Linked DNA regions of Homo sapiens: region 1 is linked to region 2. A link is an interaction called in ENCODE POLR2A ChIA-PET data of the cell type or tissue named here. Cell type or tissue: PC-9. All regions are shown on one strand. Links, peaks and the distances in the headings refer to the core of each region. The heading gives the core; the rest is flanking DNA.

Region 1 (2,916 bases), core at 150-2,649, 1.4 Mb before region 2:
AAGATGTTGAAGGTCCAGAGGACAGCTGTTCTCCAAGCTATGCTCCACCAGGATGGACAGCCTCCTCTGCCCACAGACAGGGCTCTGAATTTCAGGTCACTGAGGCATTTGCTGCTCTGCTAACAGAACAGTGCTCCAGGCCTGTGGAGAATTGCATCTGGCCTCTCCCCTAGGATGCTCATGAACTGCCTTATGGGTACAGTTTACAGGAAAAATATTATATTCAGCACCCCTGAGAGAAAATGAAGTCATTGCTTTTCTGAAAGTGATTTATTCTTTCATTAGTAACATATTTGCTTTCTTTTCCAGTGGTAAATTAGGTCCTTACGGCCAATGCTTTTGTTCCTAACCTGGCTGAAAGGCTGGGCTGTGCATCACTAACAGGCCGTCAGTTTTCCTGATGTTCTTGTTTAGGCAACTGACAAATCCCTCAAACTCATCGCTAGCTAAAATAGGTTTGAACTTTATTCTCAAGCTCTCTCATTGTCATATGATACGAAGCAAGCCTCTAGAAGGAGTTGCTTTTTAACTAGCAATTTGGCTTTTGAAGGACATATATGCAAAAGAAATTAGGTGAGAAAATAAAATCTAACACCTTCTCTACCGAAGTTACTACCCAAGGTCCAGATACAAATCTTGTAAAATGAAATCTGAGGTCATTAACGTGCTTTGCACATCTGGAATCTTGCCTGTGGCAGATATTCTAAAACTTGAGATGCTGTATTAATGCAAGGAAAAGAGTATTTACTGAATGCCTACTATGTGTTAGGCTTTCTTTCACTTTACCTGTTTACAGCAAACCTATGAGCCAAGGTTATTATTATCATCAGTTTACATAGTAAATAACCAGGACAAAGTTAAGATTCAAATTCCAGCTTTTGGAACCAGCATCTCATCATCTTCTGAGTACATTTTGCTGCCACTTCAAGTCAAGAATATAAAAAAAATTTACCAAGGACACCAAATAGTTTCACCTGCGGTACTTGAAGGATTCTAGTTCCTCAACATTCATGAGAAAAACTATCTTATGTGAAGGGACTGGTGGAGGGCCTTGAGCTTAGGTTTGGAACTGGGTTTTGGGGTAATATTTTGCATCCAGTGGGTACCTTTAAAATGAATGCTGACTGACTGGCTATTTATTTATTTATTATTGAGATGGGGGTCTCTGTTGCCCAGGCTGAAGTTGCAGTGGCATGATCTCAGCTCACTGCAACCTCTGCCTCCCGGGCTCAGGTGATCCTCCCGAGGAGCTAGTACCACAGGTGTGTGTCACCACGCCTGGCTAATTTTTTTGTGTATTTTTTTATAGAGATGGGGGTCTCCCTATGTTGCCTAGGCTGGTCTTGAACTCCTGGACTCAAGTGATCAGCACCCCCCCTTGGCCTCCCAAAGTGTTGGGATTACAGGAGTGAGCCACTGCGCCTGGTGCCCCCATATTTTTTGTACAATTTTTTTCTGTCAACCTAAAACTGCTCTCAAAAAGTAAAGGCTATTCATAATTTTTTAAATGGCAAAAAAAAAAAAAAAAATTCACATGAGAGGAAGTGTTCTAGAGAAACTGTGAACCTCCATCCCAAGCAAAGCTTCTGCCCTGCCCGTCGTCACGTTCAGGGTCCACTTCTGCGGCTGCGTCCACACAAAGATGATCTGTTTCTGCATTCCTGCCCACCTGCTTCCTTGTGGCTACACTGACATCACCAGCCCTTTGTCCTTAGGGCTTACCCCACCCTCACTCCCCACAGGCGGCAACATCTTTATTTCTCTACCACTTCTTCCTGATGATTCACCTTCAACTGGCTTCCCGGATCTCACCTGCTTCAACCTGGTAGCCTTCTCTGGGCTGTGCCCTAAATATCTTACTCTGCAATTGCACTAGCAGAATTCACAGTGCATCTTCTTTTCAAGTGTTCACTCCTTTGGCCTAACACACTCCCAGCAGTGAGAACAAATTTTCCTATGCTCAACTTAGCTTGTGTCACTCTTCTCCTCAGAATGAAATGGTCACTCCTGGTTGTCTCTTTAAAACAAGATGCATGTGCGAGCATACAATTTTTGTGGTTATTACAAAAGCAATTCATGCTTGGTGTTCCAGAATGTCAGAACGCAGGAAAACAAATGGAAAAATAAACAGATCACTTACTATTCAATGACTTTAAGATAATCACTATAAACGTTTCAGTTTTTTCCTGTGTGTCTGTATTTTGTCAAAATACTATCAAACAGTGCATACTGTTATTTAATACCTCACCTTTTTTTTTTTTTTTGAGATGGAGTCTTGCTCTGTTGCCCAGGCTGGAGTGCAGTGACGTGATCTTGGCTCACTGCAACCTCCACTTCCTGGGTTCAAGCAATTCTCCTGCCTCAGCCTCCTAAGTAGCTGGGATTACAGGCGTGCACCACCACGCCCGGCTAATTTTTGTATTTTTAGTAGAGACGGGGTTTCACTATGTTGGCCAGGCTGTTCGTGAACTCCTGATCTCAAGTGATCCACCCGCCTTGGCCTCCCAAAGTGCTGGGATTACAGGCGTGAGCCACCATGCCTGGCCATACCTCACTTTTAAAAGCCTTAGTCATATATTCTGAACACTTTCTCACATCAGTAAATAGGCTAATTCAATGACTCAGTGGCTTCATTGCAGTCCATTGAATAGATTTTACCATAATTGACTTATTTAATTCTCTGTTTTAAAGCATTAATAGATTTTATTATAAATAACACTATAATATGCTCCTACATATATCTTGTACTTACTTACATATATCTCGTATTTCATGAAATTTTGAGGGGTAATCTGTAGAGATGGAACTGCTTGGTGTAAGACTACCCATATCTCAAGACTTGTGAGATACACTGCTGATTGCCTTTCAAAAAGTGCGTACTAATTATTATGTTCTTAGCAGTGAACAAGAGTGTCA
Region 2 (2,916 bases), core at 192-2,691:
TTTATTCCTCTTTGAGTTTGGCAGTGCACTTGATACAGGGTCATTGCTTCTGAAGGGTGGCTTTTCCCCAGGTGATTCTGGTAACTGCTCCTCACTTTGCCCCCTCAAGCCTAGAGGGACCTTATTTCTCACTCCAGGGAAATGTACTCTCCCTGCAGTTTCCCTGTGCTCTCTCCCACATCATTGCAAAGCGTCTGTTGCGTGAATGTTTTCAGTATATCCATTATTAGTTTCTTAGGGCTGCCATAACAAAGTACCACAGATTGGGTGGCTTAAAATAATCAAAATTTGGCCAGGTGCAGTGGCTCACACCTGTAATCCCAGCACATTGGGAGGCTGAAGCGGGCGGATCACCTGAGGTCGGGAGTTCGAGACCAGCCTGACTAACATGGAAAAACCCCATCTCTACCAAAAATACAAAATTAGCCGGGCGTGGTGGCACATGCCTGTAATCCCAGCTACTCGGGAGGCTGAGGCAGGTAAATCGCTTGAACCCAGGAGGTGGAGGTAGCAGTGAGCCAAGATCACACCATTGAACTCCAGCCTAGGCAACAAGAGTGAAACTTCGTATCAAAAAAAAAAAAAAATATTTTTCACATTTTCACATTTCTGGTGGCTTGAAATTCAAAATCAAGGTGTTGATAGGGCTGTATTCCCTCTGAGATTTGGGAGAATTCTTCCTCATCTCTTTCTAGCTTCTGGTGCTTTTCCAACGATCCTTGGCGTTCTGTGGCTTGCAGCTGCAGCACTTTGGTTTCTGCCTCCATCATAATCTGCCCTTGTGTGTCCACATCCCTATGTCTCTTCTTATGAGGACACCAGTCATATTGGATTAAGGGTCCCTGTCTACTCCTGTATGACTTTGTCTAACTAGTTGTATCTGCAATGACCCCATTTCCAAATAAGGTCACATTCTGAGGTGCTGGGGTTTCAGTTCTCACCATATCTTTGGGAGAATACAATTCACCACCAAAAATAGCAATGTGATGTCTGTTTTTCTGCTGAGGCCCAGATTGATGTACCAGTTAATGAAGAAAAGTCTCCTTAATCAAGTGATATTGGAGTAGTGCGAAGCAAGGAAGCCAGTCATGCCAATGCTAGGGAAAGAGAGAGAACTGAATAAAGGGAACAGCAATAATAGCCGTAAATGTTCATATTTATATAGCACTTATTACGTGCAGATGCCAGGCCATGGTATAGGAGCATCCTTGGTGTATCGGAGGAATAGCAAGGAGGGGAGGTGAAGGAGCCAAGGAAGCAAGGAGGAGAGAGACAAGGGGAGGTGGGACAGTGGGCTGAGAGCCATTGTAAAGGCTTCGGTTTTAGTTCTGAGTAACATAGAAAGTCATTGGAGGGTTTAAGACAGAGAAGTGACATGATCTGACTTATGTTTTGAAAGAATTGCTCTGATTACTGTATGGAGAATTCCCTAGAGGAAGGCAAGGATGGATGGAAAGAAGCCAGTTAGGAGGTTATTGCAATAATTCAGAAGAGAGTGGTGACTCATATCAGGGTGGAAGCTGTACAAGCGGTAAGAAGCGGTTGGGTTCTGGATTTATTGAAACTACAGCTGACAGGCTTTGCTGATGGAATTGATGTGGTATGTGAGAGAAAGAGGCTCATGGAATGCACGTTCATGTTAGGAAACTTCCTAGGCATTTTCTGATCCTCCTCACTCACATCTGTCTACCCTGACTCACAGTGTTCTGCAGACATCAATCTATCCAGCAAATATTCTCTGAGCACCTATTCTGTACCAGGCATTGTGTCAGAAATACGATAATAGGCAAAGTTTGATTCTGGATCCTATTAAGGAAAATAAGTGTTTCACTTAACCGCTTCTTGTAGGCAGAACACACACTGCATAAATTTATTTAATATAGTTGTAGTCTTGGCGTCCATTTTTAGGCTTGACATAAGTTGTTTGAAACCCAGTTGTACCCTATCACCTTGGGCTTAATTAAAACATCCCCCCCGGCCGGGTGCTGTGGCTCATGGCTGTAATCCCAGCACTTTGGGAGGCTGAGGTGGGAGGATTGCTTGAAGCCCCGAGTTTGAGACTATCTTGGACAACAGAGCAAGACGCCATCTCTACAAAAAATTTAAAAATTAGCCAAGTGTGGTGGTGTGTGCCTGTAGTGGCAGCTACTCAGGAGGCTGAGACAGGAGGGTTACTTGAGCCCAGGAGGGCTATGATCATGTCAGTGATCTATGATCATGTCACTGCACTCCAGCATGGGTGACAGAGTGAGATCCTGTCTCTAAAACAAACAAACAAAAACAAAACCTCAAAAATTTCCCCTTGTGGTTGTTTGAGATATAGCCTTTCTGCTCCCCATCTTGCTAACCCCAATCCCAGCAGGTTCCACAGATGCTGACCATGATAAAACCTAATGGTCAACACCACGGGCAAGTAAGTAGTTTCCCCTTTTGCATTTGTTTTCTTTAAACTAGCCAATCCCCAGCCCTCTTCACCAAAGCCTAAGGGATAGTGATCATGGACCTTAATAAAGGCATAGCCTCCCAGGTCCTCTCTCTCCCTCCCTTCTTCTCCCCCTGTCTTCTTTCTCCCACTGCACTCCTTCTCCCTCCTTCTGTCTCCTTCTTTCTCGCTCTCCCATTTTCCCTCTCTGTCTCTTTCTCTCTCCACCCACTGGTTGAGCTCTCTGCCACCTCCAGACTTTCTCAGCACCCCTAATACCTCTGGGATCTATAAGTAATAAATTTATTCTGTTTCGTGCATTTTGGCTTCACTTCCTCGTTGTGTCTCCCCTGACCAACACACCAAAGCTAACTTCGCCCCAGTCAGGGCTCTTCTAGAGAGTGGCTATCTTGGCTTGTGGCCATTGTCAAGAGAGAGAGCTTCAGACCAAATTAGAAAGAAACCGTAACAATAGAAGTCACAGTACCTGCCTA

Evidence for each region. ChIA-PET counts read pairs that join two places held together with the same protein. Peaks named below come from ENCODE experiments on the same cell type or tissue, not always from the same donor. Only the 100,000 strongest peaks of a DNase experiment are listed, where the experiment ranks them.
Region 1: POLR2A ChIA-PET joins it to region 2 with 17 read pairs; 1 of 35 experiments calls an interaction of 5 or more read pairs at or near these places.

Annotation. Positions count from the first base shown.
Region 1 is chr9:108,690,597-108,693,512 of GRCh38, reverse strand. No RefSeq gene overlaps it. Among named protein-coding and RNA genes, the nearest start is that of ACTL7B, 160 kb to the left of the region's middle. In PC-9, for the core only: no CTCF peak of the experiment used is centred there; a DNase peak (open chromatin) is centred at 1,702; H3K27ac peaks cover 1,666 bases.
Region 2 is chr9:107,273,735-107,276,650 of GRCh38, reverse strand. No RefSeq gene overlaps it. Among named protein-coding and RNA genes, the nearest start is that of RAD23B, 8.1 kb to the left of the region's middle. In PC-9, for the core only: CTCF peaks have their summits at 1,858 and 2,062; DNase peaks (open chromatin) are centred at 1,570 and 2,300; H3K27ac peaks cover 1,986 bases.